2 separate regions of the Homo sapiens genome follow, and region 1 is linked to region 2. The links are chromatin contacts, found by Hi-C or POLR2A ChIA-PET in ENCODE. All regions are on one chromosome and are shown on one strand. The core of a region is the stretch at or near the end of the contact, and the rest is flanking DNA. Distances in the headings are between cores, read along the strand shown. Region 1 has its middle 110 kb from the start of SCOC-AS1. Region 2 overlaps MAML3 (mastermind like transcriptional coactivator 3).

What was found. Hi-C counts contacts between places; a loop is a spot of excess contacts on that map. ChIA-PET counts read pairs that join two places held with the same protein, here RNA polymerase II (POLR2A). Pooled maps may share reads with other maps.
Region 1: a map of PC-9 shows a loop between it and region 2 (5-fold over the local background). The contact joins two enhancer-like sites. A Hi-C loop is called at or near these places in 97 of 168 maps with a recorded cell type or tissue (B cell, CD14-positive monocyte, CD4-positive, alpha-beta T cell and 59 more), 18 of 37 single-sample maps with no recorded cell type and 44 of 50 pooled maps. POLR2A ChIA-PET finds 5 or more read pairs at or near these places in 28 of 52 experiments (A549, A673, AG04449 and 23 more).

The regions. Positions count from the first base shown.
Region 1 is chr4:140,266,303-140,269,002 of GRCh38, reverse strand. It overlaps a transcript of SCOC not described here. Among named protein-coding and RNA genes, the nearest start is that of SCOC-AS1, 110 kb to the left of the region's middle. RefSeq lists enhancers at 745-1,244, 1,045-2,244. Within about 2 kb of position 1,287, at least 3 of the 41 ENCODE cell types and tissues checked have a DNase peak (open chromatin) inside an H3K27ac peak, as active enhancers do; they include PC-3, PC-9 and endothelial cell of umbilical vein, where a contact is called at or near this core.
Region 2 is chr4:140,149,031-140,151,730 of GRCh38, reverse strand. All of the region lies in intron 1 of MAML3 (mastermind like transcriptional coactivator 3), which reads left to right. Among named protein-coding and RNA genes, the nearest start is that of MAML3, 3.8 kb to the left of the region's middle. RefSeq lists enhancers at 1-828, 829-1,673. Within about 2 kb of position 1,375, at least 39 of the 41 ENCODE cell types and tissues checked have a DNase peak (open chromatin) inside an H3K27ac peak, as active enhancers do; they include PC-3, PC-9 and endothelial cell of umbilical vein, where a contact is called at or near this core.

The sequences.
Region 1 (2,700 bases), core at 38-2,537, 120 kb before region 2:
GTCTTCATCTTATGACTGTAAGTTGGAATGAGTATCCATATACCCGTCAGAATCGCCTAGTGCAGTAAAACCCACAATGAAATGCTCTTCCCTATTGCACGTTCATTATACAGTATGAAAAATCGCATCCCCCAAGGACACAGTCCCAGTTGGCATTTCTCTCTCCCGCTGTAATCTACAATGCCTGGGATACAGGTGTGCTCCTCATCTGTGTCTCCAGTGTTGGGATGGGAGAATGAACAGCCAGATTCAAACCCCATGCCCCTGTTGTCTCTGAGGGAAGCACCAGCAGTCTGAATGACGCCTTCTCTCATGTCTCCAGGGCTGTACTCCCTTTGAGATCCCCTGCTTTCTGACCAGCACAACATGTCAGCAGGAACTAAATGATGACCTCAGCAGCAGTCCAAGATTATTTTGGTTACATTACTCTCTGTGATTATCCAAAAGGGAAAACAAAAAGTCATTTAAACATGCAGCTCGTGCTCTTCCAGCACAACAAAGGATCTCCTGGAAATCTTTCATTTTTTAAATGACATTATAATGTTATGCTTTGTTTTCATCACTTTTATCATCATTTCTTAGCAGAGGCCCAAGTGGCTCAGCTAGGGTAAAAGGGAAAAAATTATAATGATTCATTTGTATACATTTGTCCTAGTGGGAATTTGACGTGATGGAAACATAAGAATATTAAATTAGAGGCACTCACTCCCTTATTCTCTGTTCTATTTGAACCAGACACAAGATACAAACGTTATATGGGGCCCAAGAATGCGACAGTAATTCAGTGATGCATAAGCCCCCACCAGAACACTTGGTTATTTCTAAACTGAGAGGACATGAGCTTTCTCTGCTCTCTGGTGCCACTGATGCCTCTCTTTTAGTGAATCCTTCACCCCATCCCAAATCAATTCCTCCATTAAAGTCCCTCCCTTAAGATAACAGCTTATGTCGTTCTGGAGAGAATGGGGTCAAGTAAGCCACATACTGGACTGTCCTGAAGTCGGTTGGTTTCCCTACAAACCTCTTTCAGCAAGGCGTCCCCAGGCCGGTCCTTAGCAGCTCTCTTCTAGGAATCAGAGCTGACCAGCTCCGGAGGCCAGTGTATCGGTCGGGATCTAACCAGGAAACAGAAACCACCAGGGAATTCCAGACAGGACTTTGAGGCAGGGATCAATTACACAAGGGATGGAGGAGCCGAGAGGCCAGCCAGGGTGGGGTGAGGAATCCAGACTGCAAAGACAGGAAGCTGACACCACCTCGGGGCAGAGGAAAGGGAGGAGGGGGTTCCCGGAGCTCAGGGTGCCTCGCGGAGTCTCCACGTCACTGGGTGGAGGCTGGACCCTTAGTGGACCTGTCTGGCAACAAATGGAGTGGGAGAGGTGCGCGGCTGGGAAGGAGGGGAGAAGGCCTCGTTTCTCCCTCTCTACCTCCACCATCCAGCCTGTCAGCGCCTCCTATCATCCTCCGATCTTAGAAAAGCAACCTACAAGGGTCAGAACCCTTTGATTTAGAACAGGGTAGAGGAAGGGCAAGAAACAGATCCCAGGAAAACAGAGCCAGAATGTGCACTGCCAGTAACCCCGCAAAGCTGGTCTCACTCAGATCTCCGCAGTCTCTCCAGGCCCCTGCACACATCCACCCCTAGCTCACGTTCAAAGGTCTCAAGCCACTGACGACTATGCTGACAACACTGATGCAACCTTGTGGGATACCAGCCTTTCTCATGAAGGCTCCGCTCCCATCAAATCTCCAGCATCAGTCAACCCGCTCCTTTGGCCTCCCACCCAGTGCTACCTTTAGCTCACTGTGGTTCCCGCTGACTCACCAGTGTCTTTACCGATTTGACTTGATCTTAGATCCATTTCTGTAAGCTGAACTCCAGCTCTAGTGGGTGTGGTCTGGGTTTGGTATCAAATAACCTTCTTTCTCACCACAGAAATATTCTATCCTTTTCTCTTTTCCAGCAGAAGATGGTGTTTTGCTCTCATGATAGGCCCAATTCAAGAGGGAAGGGAGGGAGACTCCACCTCTTTGCAGAAGAGCTTGTAGGGTGAGAGAGATTGCTGTGGACAACTTTGAAAATACAACGAGCCCCAGGAAGAGACTTTATAGATCTCCTCAATACTAATTAATAGTTTTTCTCAAAGATTTCCTCTCTCCCTTACTTTTTCTCTTTCTCCCTTCCTCCCTTTTTATTTTCTTTTAGTACCTAGACACAGGAAAACTTAATCTTTGGGAACCAGCACATTTCTGAATACAGCGTAATTATAGATTAAATTTTGAAAGACTTAATGGCTCTTTATTTTGTCTTGATTTTGTCAGTCTAGACTCTAACACCTTTACCACTAATATATTCTAATATATTAATAGAAGGAAACTGAACTCAGGCCCCATCCCCATGTTAGAGACTGATTGTGCCCTCTCAAATTTAATGTTGAGGTTCTTCCTAATCCCCAATGTGATGGCATTAGGAAATGGAGCCTTTGGGAGATAATTAGGTAATGAAGGTGTAGCACCTCACTCTCTGGGGTGCCCTTATAAAACGAAGACTCCTGAGAGCTCTTAGCCCTCTTTTTAGTTACCAACACAGAAAAGGGCCTTCACCAGAACCTGACCATACTAGCACCCTGATCTGCTACTTCCAGCCTCCAGGTCTGTAAGAAATAAATTTCTGTTGTTTATAAGCCACCAAGTCTATGA
Region 2 (2,700 bases), core at 126-2,625:
GAGGCCGGAAGCTTGGGAAAGGTGTGTGCCCCCCCCCCCCGCACCGCGCCGCCCGGGTGCTGGGTGGGCCAGGCGACGGGAATCCTGGAGCGTGCCGGGGCCGCGCGCCTTCGCCTGTTTCCCGTGCAGACCGCCCAGCGATCGGCGGCGCAGAGCCCGGCAGGGGCGGCCCTCCCGTCGTGCGGTTTAGAAATCGCACACGTTCCCGGTCTGTGAGTCCCCGGCGCCGGGGTGGTGCCAGTGCTGCCGTGGGCTTTCGCCGGGGGCTCGGGCCGGCGCTCGGTGACAAAGAGTCGGCTTGGGGGAGGGGAGGCGACGCCGCAGTGCTCGCTCCCCACGTCCCCCCACCCCGCACGTGAAGAGGAACAATTTGTTTATCTTGGGCTTCAAGAATCCTTCCCTCCTCCCAGTTCTCCGGGGGCGCTCAACCCCTCCTCCCTCCCCTCCCAGGTCGGCGCGATCCTGCCCAGTCCCGCCGGCAGCACCTTCCCTCCTCCTCTTCCTCCTCCCCCTCCCCTTCCTCCTCCCTTCCTCCTCCTCCAGCCACTCTTGCCCGCCTTCTTCCTCCCTTTTGGAACGTGGCCGTGGGGGAGGGAGCGGGAGGCGCTTTGTCCGCCTCGCGGCCCAGCTCAGACCCCGGGGCCGCTGGGCTGGGAGGGGTGCTGCGCCCCGTGGCCCTGCCCGCTTCATCGCGGCTGTCCCCGCCCCGCCGCGCCCCCCATGCCCCCGCGTCCCTCCTCTCCGCTCCCCCTGCGGCTGAGCCTGCCCCGAGCGCGAAGAAGGGGCCGTCTCGGTTGGTTTTGAGGAAGAACGACAGTTCGAGTCGGGGGAGGTTCTCGCTTTACAAACAGGAAACCGAAAACCACTGACACACTGTAGTTTTTCTGATTGTAGCCGGAGGCGGGGCCGGTCCCGCATCTCGACTGTAGCTCCGGTCCCTTTCTCCAACCTATTTCTCTCCCAGCCCCCGCCCCCCTAGCGCCCTTCCACGGAGGAGGAGATTCACTTTGTGAACCTGAGACTGAGAATTTAAGAGGCACTGAAGGTTTCATGCCTGCCCACCCCGCGTCCTCTTTTCGTGTATTTGTACACCCCACGCGCATGGATTGCGGAGAAATGGGCTCCTTTCGGGAGGCTCCAAAATTCCCGTGCCACAGAATCTCTCACAACCTTTGGGGATCAAGGACTGCTGTGGCGTTTACCTCGCCAGCTGGGGGACCCTGGAACAAAAGCCAGTGCCGTTCCCAGTGCCGGGTCTCTGGACACGGCAAGATGAGTAGAGTTTGCGACCAGAAACTTTCGGTGTTTGGGTTGTGTTCTCTGGTTTCCGCCCTGGTGGAGGGAGGGCTCGGGTGCGCGCGCCTGGTTTGTGATACACTCGCAGGTGGAAGCAAGCCCAGCCTCCTGACCTTACTGGGAAGAAGACAGCAAGCCCAAGCCACAGCTTACTTTTGAAAATAGAAAGATAATGCTTGCTTCAATAGACAGAGACATCAGCTGTAGATTTCATAGTGAATCCCAGTTTAGCAAATTAGCAACAAATAGACTTGAAAGATGACTGCGTGAAAATAAAATTTTCTGTCATTTTATGACAATGATTTAGCCTGTTGATTAGACTTACGCACTAATAAATGCCAGGGCTGTGTACAGAATAGGAGTGTATTTTAGCTTCAGCTGTTTCACATGCATCTCTCACTGGTATGTGTGATGAGTGTGATGAATGTAATGTAAGCCTTAACTCTTAAGCAGAGTTGCAAGTAAATTCTGTGTACCAAAAAAAAAAAAAAAAAAGAAAGAAACATGCTCTACAAGTTATATTTCCTTTTAAAATAATTAGTTTAAAAGTTAACCTTGGCTTCTGAGAGTATTTTAACAGTCTGTATTGAGGTAAAATCTCAAAAATAGAGGTTGTAAAGAAAACGTTGCTCTTCATTTTCTTGAATTGACTGCAGGATTATAGTTGTACTCCAGTGAGGCACAGAACAATTAAATGTAGTTCTCAGATTGGGCGCTCTATTTGGAAAGCCCTAAAGAAAAACAATGATCACCCACAACCAAATAATAATAACGGTGATATAAAAATAAAGATGAATAGGATTCTTTACTGTTTCATTGGTATTGTTTACTTTCTAAGGACCAATATGTCCGAAGTACTAAATATCGATTAATTATCTTTCTGCCTCGCTTGGATTAAGAAGGCAGTCTAATGAGGGCTTTGCCTCTTTTGATTTGTTTTCCTATCTTACACATTTACAAGAATGGGCATGAAAAACAACAACAAAAAAATAGCAAACAAAAAGCAGAGTGGGTGAGGGGTAAAAAATTTTCCTTGGCTCCAGGCTGCCACAGAGGGGGCTGGGTTCTGTGTGAGTCCTCACCAGCCCTGTTGATAGAGCAGGTGGCACAGACCTGGGTTTGAAGCTGCACTACCTCAGGTATTAGGTCCGTTCTGAACATGTAGTCAAATGATCCCATCCCAACCACCACCACTTTATTGACATAGTTTTTTTCTTCCCCTCAAAGACTTGGTGAAAATTATTGACTTCACCTATCAGAGAGCCTCAGTTGAAAAGATGGCTTTTAATTATTTGTGGTAACAAAAGGGGGCATTGTTTATTTGCTGTATTTGGAACTGAGGTCCTGGTTAAAATTTTAAGGCAAATTTCAATTGACAAGTACATTTTCAAGCTGAGCAGGCAC